Linked DNA regions of Homo sapiens: region 1 is linked to region 2. A link is a loop called in an ENCODE intact Hi-C map of the cell type or tissue named here. Cell type or tissue: HCT116. All regions are shown on one strand. Each heading gives the region's core, and the rest is flanking DNA. Links, peaks and the distances in the headings are about the cores only. Region 1 overlaps MYO15B (myosin XVB). Region 2 has its middle 16 kb from the start of MIR3678.

Region 1 (8,000 bases), core at 1-8,000, 180 kb before region 2:
GGGAGATGCAGGTGTGGAAGCTGCGGTGCAGGTCGACCAGGGCCTGGGAGCGCTGCTGGTCCCGGAGCTCCTCCAGCCGCTGCCAGCCCTGCTCCTGCAGCAGGACCTGTGGGTAGAGGGGTGGGCTGTAGGCAGGAGCCAGGAGCCAGCCCCTCCTGCTCTCCTCCTCTGGTCTCAGCCTCCTCCCTTCCAGCCAAACCATTTGTTCTTCTGGCCCTGCCGTCCAGCCCTTCTGTCTCCCACCACTTGGATGGATCCCCAAATCCTGGGTTTGTCCCTTTGGGCCCAGAATGCACCTCTCCTTTCCCATTCATGCTGCCCTCTGCACACAGGGATACACACACCCACCTTGGTGGCTCCAAGGTGATAGAGAGGTGATTCGGCCCCCAGCACCTGGCTCAGGACGGCACCACACTTCTCCCGGTCAGAGAGGTCTTCCTGCCCTTCTGACCCCAGGGCCTGGAAGCTGCTCCAAGGATGGAGCTGAGATCAGAATAGCCAGAACCTCCTTTTACACTTTTTTTTTTTTTTTTAAGACGGAGTCTCGCTCTTTTGCCCAGGCGGGAGTACAGTGGCGCGATCTCGGCTCACTGCAAGCTCCGCCTCCCGGGTTCAGGCCATTCCCCTGCCTCAGCCTCCCTAGTAGCTGGGACTACAGGTGCCCGCCACCGCACCCGGCTAATTTTTTGTATTTTTAGTAGAGACAGGGTTTCACCGTGTTAGCCAGGATGGTCTCGATCTCCTGACCTCGTGATCTGCCCGCCTCGGCCTCCCAAAGTGCTGGGATTACAGGCGTGAGCCACTGCGCCCGGCCTTTTTGGTTTTTTTTTTTGAGACAGAGTTTCATTCTCATTGTCCAGGCTGGAGTGCAATGGTGCAATCTCAGCTCACCACAATCTCCACCTCCCAGGTTCAAGTGATCCTCTTGCCTCAGCCTCCCGAGTAGCTGGGATTACTGGCATGCAACACCACGCCCAGCTGATTTTGTATTTTTAGTAGAGACGGGGTTTCTCTATATTGGTCAGCTGGTCTCAATCTCCTGACCTCAGGTGATCTGCCTGCCTTGGCCTCCCAAAGTGCTGGGATTACAGGCGTGAGCCACTGCACCCAAGCCCTTTCACACTTGCTGTACGACACCCTGAGCCCCTCAGTATTTATTTCATTTCTAGATCATTAAAAAATTTGGAAAGTGCCTGCTCTATGCCAGGCGCTCAGCTGGGGGCTGAGACACTGCAGTGAACTTGGGCAGGGAGGGTCTCTGCGCTGGAGCTCAGGGGGAGAACAGGTGAACATGGTGTGCGCAGGAGGCATGAGGGCTGGTTCTGGGCCACGGGAGCAACAGGAATGTGGTTCCCAAGGCCTTCGTCTCCTCGCCACCCAACACAGTAGGTCTCAAGACAAGTTTGTGGGAGGGAGGGAGGGAGGGGTGTGGAAGGGAGGGGCATGGAAGGGAGGGAGGGGCGTGGGAGGGAGGGACGTGGAAGGGAGGGAGGGGCGTGGCAGGAAGGGGTGGGTGGGGGAGTGTTGAAGGACATTTCACAGGTCCAGATGGTGGTACCAGTTTGGCTTAATGGACACTCAGTAGTTAGTCTGTACCAAGCAAGCACCGTGCAGGTTCTGGGGATGTGGGTGACAGTCTGTGGTCACGGGATGCCACAGTGCATCAGGGAATGGCACAGATCAGCAGACCTGGTCTGTGCTGGGTGGAGAGTTGTACCTGGAGGTTCCTCTCACCCAGCTTCCGGGCTCAGGGGTTCTTGTTGGAGGTGACAATTGCTGTAGCTGGTAGGTTTCCAGATGGCAGAGACAGAACGTGCCCCGCCCTGGAGCTTCTCAGGATCTGACTCAAGGCTGGGAACACCCATCCCTACTGCCTGCCTTTTGCTCAGTCCCCCAACCAGGCCATCCCCATTGCCAAGGCCATCACAGGCTAAGGAGGTCCACAGAGCCCTGGGGTGAGGCTGCTGCTCCTAGTAGCTGCCCCCTCCCTTCTGAGGCAGCCACCAGCCCAGCTCAGCTGGACATCAACGAGAAGTGACTCCACCTGCTCCCTCTGTCCCTGTGCTTGGGGTAAACTCCAGCCCTTCAGAGGATTCCCAAGATGCCATCCAGTCAATAGCCAAAGGCCAGATAGGCAAACAACAAAACGGACAATGCCACCAGCTTTTCTTGGAGGTTTCTGAACTCTGGGAACAGAGCTGCCTCTGGGGTTCCTGGCAGCTCCATGTGCCACCCCGCCCCTCCCCGCCCCTCCTGCCCTTCTGAGAGGCTCTTTTCTCACTCCGTCCCCCCTGCCATCTCACTGCTTCAGCCTGCACTCCCTGGACAGCTGCTGTGGGCACTAGACCGTGAGCCCCGCCTAGGGCAGGTACTGCTCCCACCTCATCTCTGGTGCCCAGGCATCAGCACAGGAGAGGTTTGCAGAGAGGAGAAGAAATGACGAATGCGTGGAGGGATGGTGAATGGTAGAAGAGAGTGAGATGGAGAGAGAAAGAGAGAGAGAGAGAGGATGAGAGGACGAGGAGAGAGAGGGAGGGTTGGGTGCTAGGCCCAGTCCTGGGCAGAGTGAGTCCATCTCCAATCAGAAGGACCCCCGGGGCTGCCAGTCACTCCCGGTGGCCTCCTTGTCAGTCCTGCCCCGAGGTGCTGGGCCCCACCTGGCCAGGAAGGCCTCAAAGGGCACACGCACGGGGAAGTTGGCACTGCGGGTGCCCACGGCCTCCAGTATGGCTGCCTGGTGCAGTTGCTCTGTCACATGTCCCACGTCAAAGAGGCCTGGAAGCTGTGGCCACAAGACAGAGCCAAAGACAGCTGGAGTCAAGGGGCCTAGAGCTGTGGGGAGGGAGGTGCAGGGAGGGGGAGGGCCCTGAGGCCAGTTGCTGGGGAGCTCACCTTTCCAGGGTTAGGGGTGAGGCACTGGATGAAATAGACATGGCTCCTGATGAGGGAAAGAGGGGTCACTCGGGCACAGACTGGAGCCCCATACAACTCCCTGGGGTCTGGTGTGGCGGGCGCTGTTCTTACCTGCCCAGCCGGGCTATGAGGTCCTCCAGGGCCTGCTGGAAGCGAGAGGCCAGCGTGGGTCTGCCTCGCCCTCCCCTGGACTGGGGCTCTGCCTCCTGGAACAGGCTGCCCACCAGCTGTGGGGGTGAAGGGCTGAGTCAGCTGGCCGCTGGGGCGTGCCCATCCACCCTGCAGCCCGGGAGAGCCAGAATGGACCAGCCCTCGGCATCCAGACCCTGGCAAGCTCAGCCCATGGCCCAAGGTGCCAGGGACTTGAGGGCCAACCCTTGGGCAAGAGCGCCCAGGGGGAAAAGGACAGAATTGGGGGACAGAGTATGGAGCGGGTGGGGGCCTGGAAGGGCAGATGGGCACCTGGAGCTGGCTCTGGCCAAGCATCTCCACCACAGCAGGGTCCAGCTGATCCCGGTTTCTGTTTAAAAACTTGTGAACCTGCAAGAGACCATGCAGGTGGGGAGGGAAGTGGAGAAAGGGAGGAGAACAGGAACCAAGGAGGGGAGGCTGGATATGGAGGAGAAGAATCTACCCTCTCCCCAGGTGACCTGAAAGGCTGCCTTGGTGTTTCCAGCCCTTTACCTAGCCTTGGGTCTGCCACTGGACTTTCCATTCCACCCCATGGACAGGTCCAGTCCCCAGCAAGACCACACTCTCCCCACTGGGGCTTTAACCTATGCTAGTCAATAGGTTGACTAGACAAGAATGTTGTCTGTCTCTCCATATTAAATCTATTTTGATTTACATTTTCCTAGCTTTCTTGAACTCCTTGTATTTCTTTTTTGGGGGCAACTCCTGGGTAGTTTGTAGTTTTTCTTCTCCAAGCAAAGTGTGCCATCTCCTCCAGGGAGAACTGATTCTCCCTACTGCCCTTCCCTTTATTCCAGCCCCCGCTCCCCCACCCCCAGTTCCTCTCCTCCTGGGGTAGGCACGCGTGCAGCTTCTTGGTAGGCATAGAACTCGGAAGGGGGAAGGGAAGTCCATTCAGTGAGCACCTACTATGTGCCAGGCACCTGCCAGGCCATCTCCACGTTACTACATCTCACCCTCACAGCAACGCCAGAGCTTAGGTCTCCATACCCATTTTACAGGTGAGGAAACGGAGGCTCAGAAGGCGAAGTAAACTGCCAAGGTCATCAGGTCCCATGCTTGTGCTCTGCCCACTTGTCTGGAGGGTCCCAAGGCTTCCACTCCCTGACCCCATAATTGTCACCTAGAACTCAGTAAACCGTGCTCAGAACTGGGCAGGGCCCATGGCTCAGGTAGGGACAGGTGTCCAAGCCTTGCAAGGGGCCTCCCCACACCCACTCCTCTCCGCTGTCGGGTGACTCAGCTTGGGAGGGGACACTGCCCTCGCTGATTCACCCTGGTCTGTCCCTGAGGCCAGGTACCTGGTAGGTGACAGTCCCTGCATAATGTCGCACGGTGAACACGGGCAGGGGCAGCCGGGGCTTGGCATAGCTGGGGTGGTCACCATGGTGATAGTGGCTCTTCTGGAGGAAGGTGTGGTCCGTGGCCTAGGAGAGGAGCCATGAGCTCCCTTCACGCCTCTGCACAGGCTGTCCTTCTGGATGGCGCCCTCTCCCGGTGAGCACGAGTACTGCCTACACTGACTATAAGGGTAGGTTTGGCTTTGTTCCCCAAAACAAGCGCTTTGGGAGGCCGAGGTGGTCGGATCGTTTGAGGATAGGAGTTCGAGATCAGCCTGGGCAACCTAGTGAGATCCCATCTCTACAAAAAATTTAAAAATTGGGCTGGGCGCGGTGGCTCACGCATGTAATCTCAGCACTTTGGGAGGCCGAGACAGGCAGATCACAAGGTCAGGAGTTCGAGACCAGCCTGGCCAACATAGTGAAATCCCAACTCTACTAAAAATACAAAAAATTAGCTGGGCGTGGTGGCAGGTGCCTGTAATCTCAGCTACTCAGGAGGCTGAGGCAGGAGAATCACTTGAACCCAGGAGGCGGAGGTTGCAGTGAGCCACGATGGCACCATTGCACTACAGCCTGGGTGACAGTGCGAGACTCCATCTCAAAAAAAAAAAAAAAAATTAAAAATTAGCTGGGTGGGGCTAGGCGCAGTGGCTCATGCCTGTAACCGCAGCGCTTTGAGGCCAAGGCAGGTGGATCACCTGAGGTCAGGAGTTCAAGACCAGCCTGGCCAACATAGTGAAACCCTGTCTCTACTAAAAATACAAAAAAATTAGCTGGGCATGGTGACTCATGCCTGTAATCCCAGCTACTCAGGAAGCTGAAGCAGGAGAATCATTTGAACCTGGGAGGTGGAGGTTGCAGTGAGCCGAGACCGCACCATTGCACTCCAGCCTGGGCAACAAGAACCAAACTCCGTCTCAAAAAAAAAAAAAAAGAAAAGAAAAAAGTAACATTAGCTGGGTGGAAGGACTGATTGAGACTGGGAGCTTGAGGCTGCAGTAAGCTATGATGGTGTCACTGCACTCCAGCCTGCGTGAGAGAGTGAGACCCCATTTCTAAAATAAGTAAGTACTTAAACAAAAAAAAAAAAAGAAATGGGGATGGGGCACTTTAGTACAGATTTAGCAATCATTCCTGGGAGAATGGTCCCACAATCACATGTGCTTTTAAACAGGTCTTTCAAAGATCACTCTTAGGCCGGACGCGGTGGCTCACGCCTGTAATCCCAGCACTTTGGGAGGCCGAAGCAGGTGGATCACGAGGTCAGGAGATCGAGACCATCCTGGCTAACATGGTGAAACCCCGTCTTTACTAAAAAATACAAAAAATTAGCCGGGCATGGTGGCGGGCACCTGCGGTCCCAGCTACTCGGGAGGCTGAGGCAGGAGAATGGCGTGAACCCGAGAGGCGGAGTTTGCAGCAGTGAGCTGAGATCACGCCACTGCACTCCAGCCTGGGCGACAGAGCAAGGCTCTGTCTCAAAAAAAAAAAAGAAAAAAGAAAAAAAAAGAAATAGAGATGAGGAGCTTTAGTACAGATTTAGCAACCATTCCTGGGAGAATAGTCCCAGAATCACATGCGCTTGTATTTATTTATTTCATTATTATTATTATTATTATTATTATTTTGAGACGAGTCTTGCTCTGTCACCCAGGCTGGAGTGCAGTGGCACGATCTCGGCTCACTGCAACCTCCACCTCCCGGGTTCATGCCATTCTCCTGCCTCAGCCTCCCGAGTAGCTGGGACTACAGGCACCCGCCACCACGCTCGACTCATTTTTTGTATTTTTAGTAGAGACAGGGTTTACACTGTGGTCTCGATCTCCTGACCTCGTGATCTGCCCGCCTCAGCCTCCCAAAGTTCTGGGATTACAGAGATGAGCCACCGCGCCCGGCCTACATGTGCTTTTAACCAAGTCTTTCAAAGATCACTTTCAGGCCAGGTGCGGTGGCTTGTGCCTGTAATCCCAGCACTTTGGGAGGCTGAGGTGGGTGGCTCACAAGATCAGGAGATCAACCATCCTGGCTAACATGGTGAAACCCCGTCTCTACTAAAAATACAAAAAAAAAGAAAAAAAAATTAGCCAAGCATGGTGGCGGGTGCCTGTAGTCCCAGCTACTTGGAAGGCTGAGGCAGTAGAATGGCGTCAACCCGCGAGGCGGAGCTTGCAGTGGGCCAAGATCACGCCACTGCACTCCAACCTGGGCAACAGCGAGACTCTGTCTCAAAAAAAAAAAAAAATCACTTTCAAAAAGTAACTCAGTTGGGAATGATAGTAGGAGTCAGTTAAAACACACATACACAAACACACACAGTAACTCAAGGACAGGTGCAGTAGCTCACACCTGTAATCCCAGCACTTTGAGAGGCAACGGTGGGAGGATTGCTTGAGCCCAGGAGGTTGAGACCAGCCTGGGCAACATAGGGAGACCCCATCTCTATTTTTTAAAATATAAAAATAAAACTAAAAAGTAATTTAGTTGGACGTTATTTTACTGAGCTAATGAACATAAAATAGCAAGTGCATGGGGGAACTTGCCTATATTATGTAAATGAGAACTTGGGTTTGGGGTAACAATTCCAGGCTCAGCACCCACCTCGGACTCAGAAAATGGTACATGTCACATAACATAGACCTAAGTGATATTGCTGAGCCCTGGAAATCCATGCTGGGGGATTCCAAAAGTGATCTTGGGACCTCAAAGACACTCGTGACAAGTTTTAACAAAACATTATGAAATGTGAACTGGGAGAAACAATCGTTTAGAAATTAACACTCTCTTAATTATCTAGTACAAGACTTTACATACGTATAAGTATTAATAAATGAACATTATATATCATATATTAATGTGACTTGTTATATATCAATATATAGTACATGAAGACATGTATTGCATTAATATGACAGTGATCAACGAACTATTACAATAACATTTGATGATTTTACCATTGTTTTTCACCTTTCATTTTCTTTTTTTTTTTTTTTTTTTGAGATGGAGTCTCGCTCTGTCGCCCAGGCTCACGCCATTCTCCTGCCTCAGCCTCCCCAGTAGCTGGGACTACAGGCGCCCACTATCACGCCCGGCTAATTTTTTGTATTTTTAGTAGAGACCGGGTTTCACCATGTTAGCCAGGATGGTCTCGATCTGCTGACCTCGAGATCTGTCCACCTTGGCCTCCCAAAGTGCTGGGATTACAGGCGTGAGCCACCGCGCCTGGCCCATTTTCTTTTCTTTTCTTTTCTTTTTTTTGAGACGGAGTCTTGCTCTGTCCCCAGGCTGGAGTGTAGTGGCACGATCTCGGCTCACTGCAACCTCCGCCTCCTGGGTTCAAGCGATTCTCCTGCCTCAGCCTCCCATGCCTGGCTCACCTTTCATTCTCAACCACTAATTGGGAAAATGGGGGAGGGTTGCCCCATATTCAGGATCACGTTATATTGAGCTTCCACAGAAACTCCTGCTCCACATTCCAGCCTCAGCTCCTAGAGGCTCATGACGCCCCCCAACTCTCCCTGCCCCACACGCCCACCCACGGAGCCGCACAGGGGT
Region 2 (16,999 bases), core at 850-8,849:
CCTACCTCTTAGGTTTCCTACTCTGAGGCAACTAATATATGAGTATCCTCCCAGAAATTCTCTTTAACTTAAAAAACTACCTCCAAGGGAAATTCATGTTGAAGAGCACCGCGATGGGAGCATTCTCACAAATATTTTGCTAAGTATTAGGCAGAACAGTGTGATAATAAAGACAGCTGCCTGTGTGGTCTTGTTGGACCCTGAGTTTAGGGAGTATTTTGACAACATATTTAGTTCTCTGCAGCCTGAGCCAGACTGGATGAAATCTTTCTAGCTATATTAAGACACATGGGCTCAGAAAAGCAATATGATTCAGAAGCAGAATTTACAGCTTCCAAAGCAGAGAGCCCCTCTCCAGGAGCCGCCTCGCTTCATTTTCATGAAGGATATCAGGGCGGGGCGAGCCACACTGGGCTATCTGAACCGTGGACTGTGGTCTCATTCCCGGCATTCCCCATTTGCCAAGCCCACATTGCCGACATTCCCCTAGGGTTTAGATGCTTTTCTTCCCTCCTGGACAGACATACTTGGGGTCACATAGCTTTGCCTTCAGCTGCTAGAGAGTCCCAAGGACAGTGTGGAAGAGACAATGATCAGAGGCTATGTGAAAAGAGCAAGGATTCCTTCCTGCATTCTCCCCCTGGCTGCTGGAGTCCAGCTTCTGTTCTGTAAAATGTACAGATCTTATATTTATCTATGATCGACTTGACAAATTTAAACTTGTTGAAGTCCTAGGCACACCTGTTTATTGGATAAACAGGGCTATTTGTGCCACACTGTTAATAGGGTAACTATGTTTATTTATTTATTTATTTTTCGAGACAGGGTCTCACTTTGTCACCCAGGCTGGAGTCCAGTGACATGATCTCGGCTCGCTGAAACCTCCGCCTCCCGGGCTCAAATGATCCTCCTACTTTAGCCTCCCAAGTAGCTAGGACCACAGGCACCACCATGCCTGGCTAATTTTTCTACTTTTTGTAGAGACAGGGTTTCGCCATGTTGCCCAGGCTGGTCTCAAACTCCTGGGCTCAAGCGATCCTCCTACCTCAGCCTCCCAAAGTGCTGGGATTACAGGCATGAGCCACCACATCTGGCCACTATGTATTATTATAGATTTACAGAGCTTAGATATAATATATTAAATATATTTAGAGAGCTTAGAGAGTTCACTGCCTTGCCTCCGACCTTATGCCAAAAAAACAGGTACCTAATCACCGCAACTGAAAGATATTCTGCAGCCTCAGTAACACATTCCAGTATTTAACTCACGTCAAAAAGGTCCCACTTGATCTAACCTGAATTTGCTAAGCTAGAATTTGTCTGGTTTCCAATAAATAGGGAAAGCAACAGTGGTTGTCTTTCATCACAGTTTGTACTTTAAGATGTTCACTAAGCCTTTGTCCCTTTAAAACTAAATGAAAGCACGTTCAAATTCTTTCATCTTCTATTTGTGTTTAATTTCTTTCTTTCTTTCTTTTTTTTTTTTTTTTTTTTTTTGAGACGGAGTCTCACTGTGTCACCCAGGCTGGAGTGCAGTGGCATGGTCTCAGCTCACTGCAAACTCCGCCTCCCGGGTCCAAGCAATTCTCATGCCTCAGCCTCCCAAGTAGCTGGGATTACACACGCGCACCACCACACCTGGCTAATTTTCGTATTTTTAGTAGATACAGGGTTTCGCCATGTTGGCCAGGCTGATCTCAAACTCCTGGCCTCAAGTGATCCGCCCACCTCAGCCTCCAAAAGTGCTGGGATTACAGGCGTGAGCCACTGTGCCCGGCCTCTATTTGTGTTCAATTTCTAACTCCTCAGTTACACGGAGGCCTGTGGTTCAGGCCCCTCCTTTCATGGCCTCCAAACCAGGACGGAATCTGGTGAAGAATTTTCTCTGCACAGAATATCAGGAAGGATCCCTCCTGTCTTTCACTCTATTTTCACTTCCCTTGCATTTGGAGCGGCTTCCCTGATTCATCTTCAGCCTGGGTGTACGTAAGCGCAGCTATATAAAGCAAAAGGTTTTCCCCATCTGACACAGCTAAATATCAGAGAGAATGAGTAATCCGTTCTGGTTGCTAGGCAGTTCTGGTATTTATATTGATCTTAGCTCAGGATACTTATAGAGATTTAATTTTCCTAAAGACCAAATGCTCATGTTAATTTGGGAGAGGATGGAGATTTGATTTCTTGAGCAGGGCCAAAGATTCAGGAACGGGTTGATTGTTAGCCCCAGAGAAGCTGCCAGCAGAACTTGGAAGCAAGTTGCTTGATTTCTTTGGAGCTCAGAACAGAGGCAGTATTGGTAAACTTCCGGGGGCTTTGTGACTGAGTGAAGTCTCATAAAACACTCAGCTAGGCCAAAAAAGAGAAAGGATTGGAAAAGCAGAAGCATTAGAATTGATATGCAAGCACTCCTATCCTGTTTGCAAATGAAACAAGCCTCTAGAAAGCAGGAAAATGGACATTATCAATTATTTCTCACACACCTTACATTATTATAGATGAGGACTCTGAGGTTTGCAGAAGTTAGTTGAGAAATTATGCCAAGTGTCCAGCACAGGGCCCGAAAACATAGTCAGTATTCTGTACGAGTTAGTTCTCCTCCTAATTTAATTGCTTGTAATAAGAAGGGTTAAAGACAGGCTTAATAGAGTGGACATTCTAGTTGCCAATTAAAACCCAGGCCGGGCACGGTGGCTCACGCCTGTAAATCCCAGCACTTTGGGAGGCCGAGGCGGGTGGATGACGAGCTCAGGAGATGAAGACCATCCTGGCTAACACGGTGAAACCCCGTCTCTACTAAAAATACAAAAAATTAGCCGGGCGTGGTGGCAGGTGCCTGTAGTCCCAGCTATTCGGGAGGCTGAGGCAGGAGAATGGCGTGAACCTGGGAGGCGGAGCTTGCAGTGAGCTGAGATTGCGCCATTGCACTCCAGCCTGGGCGACACAGCGAGACTCCATCTCAAAAAAAAAAAAAAAAAAAAAAACCCTTAGCTGTATTGTCATATAAAACACAGCCAGTAAACAGTGTCTGTTACCACCAAAACTATTGGTTTTCATTATGCCACGTTACTTCACCTTCTCCTGTGGTCAGATTGCTCGGAGAGGGGGTTGTTCCCGGTGACAGCCTGGTTCAGGGTGCCCAGATGCCTTGGGGGTGGGGGCTTGGGGCAGGCTTGCATCCTTGCAACCAATCTTGTTCCTCTAGGTTCTAACTGGCAATTATCTTACTGTCATGATCCAGACATACAATAATAATAGCAGTAGTAGTAGTAGCTTACTTTTTTTTCATTTGAGACTGAGTCTCGCTCTGTTGCCCAGGCTGTAGTGCAACGGTGCAATCTCGGCTCACTGCAATCTCCACCTTCCGGGTTCAAGCAATTCTCCTGCCTCAGCCTCCCAAGTAGCTGGGATTACAGGTGCCTGCCACCACGCATGGCTAATTTTTGTATTTTTAGTAGAGACAGGGTTTCATCATGTTGGCCAGGCTGGTCTCGAACTCCTGCCCTCAAGTGATCCGCCCACCTCGGCCTCCTCCCAAAGTGCTGGGATTACAGGCATGAGCCACTGTGCCCAGCTGTAGCTTACATTTAAGAGCTTGCTGAGGGTTAGACTCTGAGCTAAACACACTGTGTGCATTATTTCATTTTTGCTCCTAAGACAAAATGTCCATACATTCAGGATCCTAACCAGAGAGGAAGACATCAGACTTTGCCACTGAGCAATCTAAGTCTGAAAATGTTTTAGAAGTGAAAAGAGAATAAATTCCACAACTTTCTGCCCTTGAGCCATAAAACCAAAAAAGAGTCTAGTAGAAAGGGAAGATATGTTTCATAGAAGGCAGAGAAAATGCAGCTTCTGAGTTTATTAAGTAAATGGGAAAACATTATTTCTGTTCTTTTGTAACCACAAAGAATTGAAACTTGTGGTTGGCCGGGCGCAGTGGCTCACGCATGTAATCCCAGCACTTTGGGAGGCCAAGGCCGGCGGATCACGAGGTCAGGAGATCAAGACCATCCTGGCTACAACGGTGAAACCCCGTCTCTACTAAAAATACAAAAAAATTAGCCGGGCGTGGTGGTGGGCGCCTGTAATCCCAGCTACTCGGGAGGCTGAGGCAGGAGAATGGCTTGAACCCAGGAGGCGGAGCTTACGGTGAGCCAAGATCGCGCCACTGCACTCCAGCCTGGGTGACAGAGCGAGACTCGGTCTCAAAAAAAAAAGAAAGAAAAGAAACTTGTGGTTAACAAAGATTTAGGGGTTGGCGGGGGAGGGAGAGAGCAGTCTTGTTGGGTCGTGAATTCTGTTTTGGTTCCAGGGAAATAGGGTTTCCATTACATATGGTGCAACAGGATATTTCCTCCACGCTCCATCAAACAACGTTTCCTGGCACTTCTAGTGCGGCGAGTCCGGGCAGCAAGGTCGAATCCATTTTTGGAGCCAAAGGACTGCATTCCTTTACAGTTAGTTAGTTCTACAACCACCTCTGAGGAAATGCCTGCCTGTCTCGAGTGACATCTAATGGCAACCAAGGGAAGTACCCGATTTTCCAGCCTAGGTAAGGATCACCTACAAATGCTGCACTCTTTGTCACAACAGAAGCCGCTTGATCCTTTCCCTCACTAATTACCCTGTGGTTGATGGCAACACGTAGGGCTGACAACATGAGCAAGTAGAAGTTATTCCACTTGCTAATTAAAACCGTGAAGTATGCTTTCATGTAAAATGTGAAACCACCGAGTTACATTTGAATGTTCCCAAATCCTGGCCTCGGCAGTGATCGTCCTGGGTAAGTCACTTGTCCACCAGGGGTACACCTGCTTAGCTACAGGCTGGAGTGGCATGTTTTCTCTGTAAAGGGGCCCTAAGACATTTTTTTTCTTTCTTTCTTTCTTTTTTTTTAAGACGGAGTCTCACTGCGTTGCCCAGGCTGGAGTGCAGTGGTGCGATCTCGGCTCACTGCAGCTCCTCCTCCCAGGTTCAAGTGATTCTCCTGCCTCAGCCTCCCGAGTAGCAGGGATTACAGGGGCCTGCCACCATATCCAGCTAATTTTTGTATTTTTAGTAGAGACGGGGTTTTACCATGTTGATCAGGCTGATCTCGAACTCCTGATCTTGTGATCTGCCCACTTCGGCCTCCCAAAGTGCTAGGATTACAGGTGTGAGCCACCGCTCCGGACCATTATTTTTTCTTTTCTTTTCTTTTCTTTTTTTGTGAGACAGAGTTTCATTCTTGTTGCCCAGGCTGGAGTGCAGTGGCGCCATCTCGGCTTACCGCAACCTCCGCATCCCGGGTTCAAGTGATTCTCCTGCTTCAGCCTCCCGAGTAGCTGGGATTACAGGCATGTGCCACCACACCCGGCTAATTTTGTATTTTTAGTAGAGACGGGGTTTCTCCACATTGGCGAGGCTGGTCTCGAACTCCTGACCTCAGGTGACCTGCCTGCCTTGGCCTCCCAAAGTGCTGGGATTACAGGTGTGAGCCACTGTGCCCGGCCTGCCATTATTTTTTCTATAAAGCTTTAAGGCACTGGGCACAGTGGCTCACACCTGTAATCTCAACACTTTGGGAAGCCAAGGTGGGCAGATCCCTTGAGCCCAGGAGTTCAAGACCAGTCTGGGCAACATGGAGAAACCCAGTCTCTACTAAAAATACAAAAATTAGCAGGGTGTGGTGTGGTGGTGCCCACCTGTAGTCCCAGCTACTAAGGAGGGTAAGGCAGGTGACAGAGGGAGACCCTGTCTCAAAAAAAAAATAAGAAGAATAAAATAAATAATGGTCGTAATCTACAAAGCGTTTTGAGATCATTGGGTGACTGGCAATACAGGTATGCTCAGGAGAGAACAGCTAAAAGATACAGTCTGAGAAGCTTTTAATAACTATGACAACGGTGGATCCAAGTGGAATTGTTAAGACGAAGAAAGGGAAAATTGAGAGGAGAATGTCTAAAAGGTAAAAATTAAGAAAAAAAAATTTTTTTTTTGAGATGGAGTTTCGCTCTTGTTGCCCAGGCTGGGGTGCAATGGTGCAATCTCAGCTCACCGCAACCTCCACCTCCCGGCTTCAACTGACTCTCCTGCCTCAGCCTCCCAAGTAGCTGGGATTACAGGCGTGTGCCACCATGCCTGGCTAATTTTGTATTTTTAGTTGAGACGGGGTTTCTCCATATTGGTCAAGCTGGTCTTGAACTCCCAAACTCAGATGATCTGCAGGTTTCAGCCTCCCAAAGTGCTGGGATTACAGGTGTGAGCCACCACGCCCAGTCAATTAAGAAACATTTTACAACACTTGGCCGGGTGCTGTGGCTCACGCCTATATTCCCAGCACTTTGGGAGGCCGAGGCGGGCGGATCACGAGGTCAGGAGATCGAGACCATCCTGGCTAACATGGTGAAACCCCGTCTCTACTAAAAATACAAAAAAATTAGCCAGGCGTTTTGGCGGGCGCCTGTAGTCCCAGCTACTCAGGAGGCTGAGGCAGGAGAATGGCGTGAACCTGGGAGGCGGAGCTCGCAGTGAGCCAAGATTGCACCATTGCACTCCAGCCTGGGAGACAGGGCGAGACTCCGTCTCCAAAAAAAAAAAAAAAAGGAAAAGAAAAAGAAATAATCTTTTTTTTTTTTTTTTAAGAGAAACGGGATCTCATTGTGTTGCCCAGACTGGTGTCAAATTTCTGGGCTCAAGAGATCCTCCTGCTTTGACCTCCCAAAGTGCTGGGATTACAGGTGTGAGCCACCACACCCAGCCAATACGCATTGTCTTATTTTGTTTCATTTTCATGTCAACTCTGTTTTGAGATATATTATTATTATTACTATTTTGAGATGAAGTCTCACTCTGTTGCCTAGGCTGGAGTGCATTGGCATGATCTCAGCCCACTGCAACCTCCGCCTCCTAGGTTCAAGGGATTCTCCTGCCTCAACCTCCCAAGTAGCTGAAATTACAGGCGCCGACCACCACGCCTGGCTAATTTTTTTGTATTTGTAGTAGAGACGGGGTTGCACCATGTTGGCACCATGTTGGCCAGGCTGGTGTCAAACTCCTGACCTCAAGTGATCCACCCTCCTCAGCCTCCCAAAGTGCTGGGATTACAAGCATGAGACACCGTGCCCGGCCTGTTTTGAGATATATTATTATCAACACTTTTCCAGATGAAGAAATTAAGTCACAAACAAGTGACAAGACATGTCACAGATTCCTCACTCAGCACTGGGAACCGGCTGGTTGGCACTGGAACCGTCTCTCCTACATTAAATCCTGTTCTTATTTCACTGTGTCTCTCGGGTTGGTCCTCTAGTGCTCAAGCTGTAAACCTGGATGTCGTCCTGCTTCTCACTCTCACTCACCTCTCATTTCCAACCCTGCCACCTGTGTTTTCTCCCTACAGTAATATCTCAAGTCCACCCATCCCACGGCATCTCCAATGCCTCCAACGGAGATCAAGGTGGATCTCTAATCCCCCTTCTTGGTTCAAGTCCACTTAGATAGTTGAAACAGGCTTCTAAATTTGTAATTAGGCCAAGCGCGGTGGCTCACCCTTGTAATCCCAGCACTTTGGGAGGCCGTGGTGGGTGGATCACCTGAAGTCAGGAGTTCGAGACCAGCCTGGCCAAGCTGGTGAGACCCCCGTCTGTACTAAAAATACAAAAATTAGCTGGGTATGGTGACGGGTGCCTGTAGTCCCAGCTACTCAGGAGGCTGAGGCAGGAGAATCACTTGAACCCAGGAGGCGGAGGTTGCAGTGAGCTGAGATTGTGCCATTGCACTGCAGCCTGGGCCACACAGCAAGACTCCATCTCAAAAAAAAATCGTAATTAAATCATATTTGTTTACTGGCTTGTTGCTTGTTGCTCACCTTTCCTCATGTGATTGTAAGCTCCAAGAGGGCAGGAACCCTGTCCTTTTATTTATTTATTTATTAGACAGGGTCTTACTCTGTTGCCCAGGCTGGAGTGCAGTGGTACAATTTTGGCTCACTGCAGCCTTGACTTCCAGGGCTCAGGCAGTCCTCCTACCTTGGCCTCCTGAGTAGCTGCAACTACAGGTACGCACCACCATACTTGGCTAATTTTTGTAATTTTAGTAGAGATGGGGTTTCACCATGTTGCCCAGGCTGGTCCCAAACTCTTGAGCTCAAGGGATCCACCCGCCTCGGCCTCCCAAAGTGCTGAGATTACAGGCGTGAGTCACTGCGCCCTGGCCCAACCCTGTCCTTTTTAATTCACTCATGCATCCCTAGTGCCTGGTGGTGTGCCTGGCTCATAATGCACATTCAGTATGTGTTTGTTGAATGAATGAGTGAAAGAAAATGTACTAATTCAGCAATTCCATAGTCTATTAAAATACTGATGTTGAGGGTGTGGTAGCTCATGCCTGTAATTCCAGCTACACAGGAAGCTGAGATGGGAGGATTGCAAGACCAGCCTGAGCGACATAGTAAGACCCTGTTTCTAAAAATAAAAAAAAAATGAATTAGTTGGGTGTGATGGTGCATTCTTGTAGTCCTAGCTACTCGGGAGGTTAAGGTGGGAGGATCATTTGAGCCCAGGAGTTCGAGGCTTCAGTGAGCTATGATTACACCACTGCACTCCAGCTTGGGCTACAGAGTGAGACATTGTCTCCAAAAATAAAAAATAAAATACTGATGTTTAGGCTCCAACCCCAGAGATTCTGATTTATCTGAGATGGGGCCAGATATCAATATTTTTTTAAATTTTAATATTGGCTGGTCGTGGTGCCTCACACCTGGAATCCCAGCACTTTGGGAGGCCAAGGCGGGTGTATGGCTTGAGCTCAGGAGTTCAAGACCAGCCTGGGCAATATGGCAAAACCTCATTTCTACAAAAAATACAAAATGATGAGCAAACCACGATGGCGTGACCCTGTAGTCCCAGCTACTTAGAAGCCTAAAATGGGAGGATCGCCTGAGCCCAGGAGTTCCAGGCTGCAGTGAGCCATGATTGTAGCACTAAACTCCAGCACATGCAATAGAATGAGGCCCTGTCTCAAAAACAATTCTTGGGGTTTTTTTTGGTTTTGTTTTTGAGACAGAGTTTTGCTCTTGTTGCCCAGGCTGGAGTGCAGTGATGCAATCTCGGCTCACTGCAACCTCCACCTCCTTCATTCAAGCGATTCTCCTGCCTCAGCCTCCCAAGTAGCTGGGATTATGTCACCCGCCACCATGCCCAGCTAATTTTTTGTATTTTTAGTAGAGACAGGGTTTCATCATGTTGGCCAAGCTGGTCTTGAACTCTTAACCTCAGGTGATCCACCTGCTTTGGCCTCCCAAAGTGCTGAGATTACAGGCGTTAGCCACTGCACCTGGCCATCAAAAACAAATTTTTTTTAATTTTAATATTTTTGGGATTTTTTTTTTTTTTGAGACAGAGTCTTGCTCTGTCACCCAGGCTGGAGTGCAGTGGCGCAATCTCATCTCACTGCAAGCTCCGCCTCCCAGGTTCACGCCATTCTCCTGCCTTAGCACCCCTAGCAGTTGGGACTACAGGTGCCCGCCACCATGCCCGGCTAATTTTTTGTATTTTTAGTAGAGATGAGGTTTCACCGTGTTAGCCAGGATGGTCTCGATCTCCTGACCTTGTGATCCACCCGCCTCGGCCTCCCAAAGTGCTGGGATTACAGTCTTGAGCCACCACACCCGGCCTATTTTTGGGATTTTTTTGAGACAGAGCCTTGCTGTGTCACCCAGGCCGAGTGCAGTGACACGATCTCCACTCACTGCAAACGCTGCCTCCTGGGTTCAGGAGATTCTCCTGCCTCAGCCTCCTGAGTAGCTGGGATTACAGGCATGCGCCACCATGCCTGGATATTTTTTGTATTTTTAGTAGAGATGGGGTTTCACTACATTGGCCAGGCTGGTCTCAAACTCCTGGGCTGAAGTGATCTGCCCACCTTGGCCTCCCAAAGTGCTGAGATTACAGGCACGAATCACTGTGCCTAACCAATTTTAATATTTGAAAAACTTATTATGGTATAATGTACATAAAATTTGCCATTTTAACCTTTTTAAGTATACAATTAACTGACATTAATTTAATGTCAGTTAACTTCACATCATTATGCAACCATCACCATTGTCCATCTCCAGAACTTTTTCATCATCTCACATTGAAACTCCATAGCCATTAAACGTGCCCAAATCCTCCCTTTCTGTTTTTCATTGGGCTTGGGTTTCATGCTCCAGCGCTGTACCTGCTGCCTTGCACACACATCCTCAACACTCTGAGCCCTCTCTCCTCGGGTGATATCAAGTTGGCAAAACCCTAACCTGGTTAAACCAGAATCTATGCCTGCTCCGTGTCTGCAACCAGGCCACTGAATTTGACTGGTTAAGAACAAAGGCCGGGCGTGGTGGCTCATGCTTGTAATCTCAGCACTTTGGGAGGCCAAGGCGGGGGGGATTGCCTGAGCTCAGGAGTTCGAGACCAGCCTGGGCAACGTGGTAAAACCCTGTCCCTACTAAAATACAAAAAAAAATTTAGCCGGGCGTGGTGGCATGTGCCTGTAGTCCCAGCTACTCGGGAGGCTAAGGCAGGAGAATTGCTTGAACCCGGGAGGCAGAGGTTGCAGTGAACTGAGATAGTGCTACTGCACTCCAGCCTGGCAACAGGGTGAGACTGCATCTCCCTCCTACCAAAAAAATAAAAATAAATAAAATAAAATAAAAAAGGAGAATACAACTAGGTCAGGCACAGTGGCTCATGCCTGTAATCCCAACACTTTGGGAGCCCGAGGTGGGAGGGTGACCTGAGGTCAGGAATTCGAGACCAGCCTGGCCAACATGGCGAAACCCTGTCTCTACTAGAAATACAAAAATTAGCCTGGCGTGGTGGCAGGCGTCTGTAATCGCATCTACTCAGGAGGCTGAGGCAGGAGAATTGCTTGAACCCAGGAGGCAGAGGTTGCAGTGAGCTGAGATCATGCCCCTGCACTCCAGCCTGGGCAACAGAGCAAGACCTCGTCTCAAAAAATCAAAACAAAACAAAACAAAAAAACTACAAAAAAAAAACACATACACAACTAGTTGTTGTTGTAGACATCAGGTAAAATAAAACAGAAAAAAAAAAAAAAAACCAACTAGGTTAAAAACACACTCAACTGGCCGGGCGCAGTGGCTCATGCGTGTAATCCCAGCATGTTGGGAGGCTGAGGCAGGAGAATGGCGTAAACATGGGAGGCAGAGCTTGCAATGAACCGAGATTGCACCACTGCACTCCAGTCTGGGCGACAGAGCAAGACTCCGTCTTAAAAAAATAAAAAAACCACACTCAACTAGGCTGAGCAGCCTTTTGAAATTTACAACCACCGAGGCCAGGCGCAGTGGCTCACGCCTGTAATCCCAGAACTTTGGGAGGCCGAGGCGGGTGGATCACGAGGTCAGGAGATCAAGACCATCCTGGCTAACAAGGTGAAACCCCGTCTCTACTAAAAATACAAAAATTAGCCGGGCGTGGTGGCGGGCGCCTGTAGTCCCAGCTACTCGGGAGGCTGAGGCAGGAGAATGGCATGAACCCAGGAGGCGGAGCTTGCAGTGAGCCAAGATTGTGCCACTGCACTCCAGCCTGGGCAACAGAGCAAGCCTCCGTCTCGGAAAAAAAAAAAGAAATTTACAACCATAAGTCTGAGTTGGACCTTAGCACTGCCTGCAATGTCTCCTGAATCTATTGCTCCCCCACTGTCCAAAAGGATAGTTTCAAGCCTCCTGGTCTTTTCACACCTCCTCCAGGCTTTGCCATCCCCACCACAGGTGTTCTCATTAATTCAGCTGAGAGAATGGAAGCCGTCAGAACAGAAATATCTAGAAAGATTACATCTTCCTGCCACCACTGCTACCCACCAACCTAGCTCTGTTCTCAGAAATGCTTCCTTTTTTTTTTTCTTTTTTGAGACAGGGTCTCATTCTGTTGCCCAAGCTGGAGTATAGTGGCATGATGTCAGCTCACTGCAGCCTCAAACTCCTGGGCTCAAGCAATCCTCCCACCTCAGCCTCCCAAGTAACTGGGACCACAGGTGCATGCCACCATGGCTGGCTAATTTTTTTTTTACATTTTATAGAGATGGGGTCTCACAATGTTGCCCAGGCTGGTCTTGAACTCCTGGGCTCAAGCCATCCTTCCGCCTCAGACTCCCAAAGTGCTGAGATTACAGGCATGAGCCCCAGTGCCTGGCCTGAGATGCTACTTCTTGTCCATGGAAATGTAGGAAGTGCAAACATTTTGTTCCTCAATTCTCTCCTCTCTCTCATAGCTGAGTTTCTCCTCTTCTAGATATTCCCTTCGGCACACAAAACATGCTGTAGTTGGCCCCATATTTAAAATCCCTTCCTTAGCCCTCCAACTCCCACTCTTTGCTCTGCTCTGTTTTATAGCAAAACTCTGAAAAAGAATAGCTTATCCTCGCTGCTCATTGTTCCTCTTTCTCCCATGCTTTCGTTTTTTTTTCGGAGATGGAGTCTTGCTCTGTCACCCAGGCTGGAGTGCAATGGCATGATCTCAGCTCACTGCAACCTCCGCCTCCCAGGTTCAACTGATTCTCCTGCCTCAGCCTCCCAAGTAGCTGGGATTACAGGCATGCGCCACCATGCCCGGCTAATTTTGTATTTTTAGTAGAGACAGAGTTTCTCTATGTTGGTCAGCCTGGTCTCAAACTCCTGACCTCAGGTGGTCTGCCTGCCTCCACCTCCCAAAGTGCTGGGATTACAGGTGTGAGCCACCACGCCTGGCCTGAATTTTTTTTTTTAGCGGGAGATGTTAAGGAGAAGAAAAGGGAGAATCTCATAGGGATAATATTTTGCTATTTTAAAATAAACAAGTTCTGGGGATCTAATGTACAGCGTAGGTGGTGGTGAATGTGTTAATTTGTGATAATCATTACACGACTTATACATAGATCATCACAATGTACACCTTGAATATATACAAACTTTGTCAGTGAAATATTTTTATTTTGCATTAGTTTTTAAACTTGGTGTAGAGATGGAGTCTTGTTATGTTACCCAGGCTGGAGTGCAATGGTTGTTCACAGGCATGATCATAGCACACTGCAGCCTTGAACTCCTGGACTCAAGTGATCCTCCCACTTCAGCCTCCTGAGTAGCTGGGACTACAGGCATGTGCCACCATGCATGGCTACTGAAATTTTTATTTATTTATTTATTTATTTATTTTTGAGACAGGGTCTTGATCTGTCACCCAGGCAGTGCCATGATCACAGTTCACTGCAGCCTTAACCTCCCAGGCTTAAGCAATACTCCCACCTCAGTCTCCTGAGTAGCTGGGACCACAGGTGCATGCCACCATACCCGGCTAATTTTTTTGAATTTTTGTAGAGACAAGGGCCTTGCTAGGTTGCCTAGGTTGGTCTGGAACTCTTGGCCTCAAGCAATCCTCCCACTTCAGCCTCCCAAATTGCTGGGATTACAGGCGTGAGCCACCGCTTCTGGCCTGAAATATTTTTAATTTTATAAAAACCAACGTTGGAGAGACTTCCTAGTATTAAGTTGCTAAAGTTGCTAATGCTTCTTTCTTGTAGGCGTAGGAACACAGAGGAAATTTCCACCCTTTGGATGCATCACTTGCATTTTAGCTCATGGCCAAAATGGAACTGACTTCATCTCCTTAACGGGCAGAGTGTGTGCTAAGGAAAAAGAGATGTGGAAACTGAAACACAAGGAAAGGAGAAAGGCCAGGCTCCTCTGAACTGACCCTGGCATCGCTACAGGGAGCTGTCAGGACCAGAGTCCATTTGCTTATCTGAAGTTTTTTTTTTTTCTATTTTGAGACAGAGTCTCCTTCTGTTGCCCAGGATGGAGTGTAATGGCACGATCTCAGCTCACTGCAACCTCTGACTCCCGGGTTCAAGCAATTCTCCTGCCTCAGCTTCCTGAGTAGCTGGGATTACAGGCACCTGCCACCACGCTGGGCTAATTATTTTATTTGTAGTAGAGACAGGGTTTCACCACGCTGGCCAGGCTGATCTTGAACTCCCAACCTCAGGCAATCCGCCCACCTGGGCCTCCCAAACTGCTGGAATTACAGGTGAGAGCCACCATGCCTGGCCTCTTTTTTTCTTTATTTTATTTAATTAATTTATTTATTTTGAGGTAGAGTCTCCCTCTACCGCCCAGGCTGGAGTGCAGTGGCGCGATCTTGGCTCACTGCTGCAACCTCCGCCTGCTGGGTTCAAGTGATTCTCCTGCCTCAGCCTCCTGAGTAGCTGGGATTATAGGCATGTACCACTATGCCTGGCTAATTTTTTTTGTAATTTTAGTAGAGACAGGGTTTTATCATGTTGGCCGGCTGGTCACAAACTTCTGACTTCAGGTCATCCTCCCACCTTGGCCTCCCAAAGTGCTGGGATTACAGGCGTGAGCCACCATGCCTGGCCCCCTTTGAACCATTTTCATCTCCTCTGTCTCTCTCTCACCTTTCTTTCTTTCTTTCCTTCCTTCCCTTCCTGCTTTCTTCCTTCCTTCCTTTTTTTTTTTTTTTTTTTGAGATGGAGTCTCGCTCTTTTTGCCCATGCTGGAGTGCAGTGGTGCGATCTCGGCTCACTGAAACCTCTGCCTCCGGGGTTCAAGAAATTCTCCTGCCTCAGCCTCCCCAGTAGCTGGGATTACAGCCATGTGCCACCACCCCTGGATAATTTTTGTATTTTTAGTAGGGATGGGGTTTCATCATGTCGGTCAGGCTGGTCTCCAACTCCTGATCTCAGGTGATCCACCTGCCTCGGTCTCCTAAAGTGCTGGGATTATAGGCGTGAGCCACCGTGCCCGGCCCCTTCTTTCTTTCAGCCAGAGTCTCACTTTGTTACCCAGGCTATAGTGTAGTGGTGCGATCATGGCTCACTTATCCCCAACCTCCCAGACTCAGGCAATTCTCCCACCTCAACCCCCCGAGTAGCTGGTACTACAGACACGCAACACCACACCTGGCTCATTTTTGTATTTTTTGTAGAGACGAGGTCTTGCTGTATTGCCCAGGCTGGTCTCAAAACTCCAAGGCTCAAGTGATCCACTCACCCCAGCCTCCCAAAGTGCTGGGCTTAAAGGCGTAATCGCCACACCTGGCCCGTTTACTTTTCTTCATGGTTCCTTCTGTCCTCCTGCCATGCCTAAGCCATCCAGTCATTTGGTTTTTATTGGAGTGTGCTCTTGCCAGGCGTTAGGCTAGATGTGGCGAGCCAAGAAAAACAAGACATGGTCCCTGTGCTTGAGGAGCTCATAGTCTAAAGGGGAGAGGGGCAAGTGAGTAGATGGTAGTTTCCTAGGGCTGCCATAACAAAATTCACAATTTTGAGCGTTTTAAAATCTTTAAAATCAAGTCCAAGATGAAGATGTTCGCAGGTTTGGTTTCTTCTTCTTCTCCTTCTTCTCCTTCTTCCTCTTTTTTTTTTTTTTCAAGACAGTCTTGCTCTGTTGCCCAAGCTGGAGTGCAGTGGCACGATCTTGACTCACTGCAACCTCTGCCTCCCGGGTTCAAGTGATTCTCCTGCCTCAGCCTCCTGAGTAGCTGGAACTACAGGCGCCCGCCACCGTGCCCAGATAATTTTTTGTATTTTTTTTTAGTAGAGATGGGATTTCACCATGTTAGCCAGGATGGTCTTGATCTCCTGACCTCATGATTCGCCCACCTCGGCCTCCCAAAGTGCTGGGATTACAGGCTTGAGCCACCGCCCCCGGCCCCAATCTCTTCTTCTTAAGTGGACACCAGTCAGATTGGGTTAGGATTCAGCCTAACAGCCTTTCTTTTTCTTTTCTTTCTTTCTTTTCCTTTTCTTTTTTTTTCTTTTTTTTTTTTTTTTTTTTTGAGATGGAGTCTGTCTTGTTGCCCAGACTGGAGTGCAGTGGCATGATCTCAGCTTACTGCAACCTCCACCTCTGGGGTCAAACGATTCTCCTGCCTCAGCCTCTCAAGTAGCTGAGACTACAGGCGCCTGCCACCATACCTGGCTGATTTTTTTGTATTTTTAGTGGAGACGGGGTTTCACCGGGTTAGCCAGGATGGCCTCGATCTCCTGACCTTGTGATCTGCCCACCTCAGCCTCCCAAAGTGCTGGGATTACAGGCGTGAGCCACCGTGCCCGGCCTCAATAGCCTTCTTTTAATTCAGTCACCTCTTTAAAGGTCCTAACCTCAAATACAGTCACATTCTTAGGTACTGGGGGTGGGGCTTCAACATATGGATTTTGGGGAAAAGGATACAATTCAGCCATAATACCAACATATACTGCTATGAAAAGAGCAAAGATGGAGTGTTACCAGAATACACTGGAGGAACCAGATCTTCTGGGAAGGCTTCCTGTAGGAGGTGGCTCCTGAGTTAAGTGGTGAAGGACAGACAGGAGCCAGCTAAAGATTGGGAAGGCAAGGAAAGGAGGCATTTGAGCCCAAAGGAGTAGCCTGCACAAGGTAAAAGAGTTATGGAGCTATTCGAGAAACTGTAAATAGTTCAAAAGAGTGGGGACAAAAAATTCAAAAGGAGGTTAGGCTAAGAGTTGAGGCCATTTGTAGAAGATATTTACAACTTTTTAAAAAAGGAGTTAAGGCTGGAGTTTTCATCAGGGGCCAGCCATGGAGGGACATATGGGGCATGCTGAGGAATTTGGGACCTTATCTGTGATCCGTACCCCCATTCTATTTGTGTTTTAGGAAGTCCACTCTGGTTCCAATATAGATAATGTCTTGGAGGGGACCAGTATGATTAGTTAGCAGGTTAAAGCAGCCACCCAGGAAGGATGGTGGCATGGGTCAGGTCAGGTGACAGAAATGGGGCCAGGAGGCCAGGCACAGTGGCTCCTGTAATCCCAGCACTTTGGGAGCCTGAGGTGGGAAGACTGCTTGAGCCCAGGAATTCAAGACCAACCTGGGAAACCCCATCTCTACAAAAAATACAAAAATTAGCCAGGTGTGGTGGTACACACCTGTAGTCCCAGCTATTCTCGGGGGCTTAGGTGGGAGGATCACCTGAGCCCAGGGAAGGTTGAGACT

What was found. Peaks named below come from ENCODE experiments on the same cell type or tissue, not always from the same donor. Only the 100,000 strongest peaks of a DNase experiment are listed, where the experiment ranks them.
Region 1: it touches region 2 in a loop (4-fold over the local background); 12 of 110 quality-filtered maps call a loop at or near these places.

The regions. Positions count from the first base shown.
Region 1 is chr17:75,597,970-75,605,969 of GRCh38, reverse strand. It overlaps MYO15B (myosin XVB), which reads right to left. Exons shown (of 64, transcript NM_001395058.1): 15 at 4,407-4,532; 16 at 3,376-3,453; 17 at 3,025-3,140; 18 at 2,893-2,938; 19 at 2,658-2,782; 20 at 349-466; 21 at 1-106. Among named protein-coding and RNA genes, the nearest start is that of MYO15B, 14 kb to the right of the region's middle. In HCT116, for the core only: a CTCF peak has its summit at 4,612 (motif pointing left); DNase peaks (open chromatin) are centred at 1,812, 4,529 and 5,109; H3K4me3 peaks cover 1,564 bases; H3K27ac peaks cover 1,451 bases.
Region 2 is chr17:75,414,002-75,431,000 of GRCh38, reverse strand. No RefSeq gene overlaps it. Among named protein-coding and RNA genes, the nearest start is that of MIR3678, 16 kb to the right of the region's middle. RefSeq lists an enhancer at 4,197-4,256. In HCT116, for the core only: a CTCF peak has its summit at 4,508 (motif pointing left); DNase peaks (open chromatin) are centred at 1,992 and 4,500; H3K4me3 peaks cover 944 bases; H3K27ac peaks cover 2,361 bases.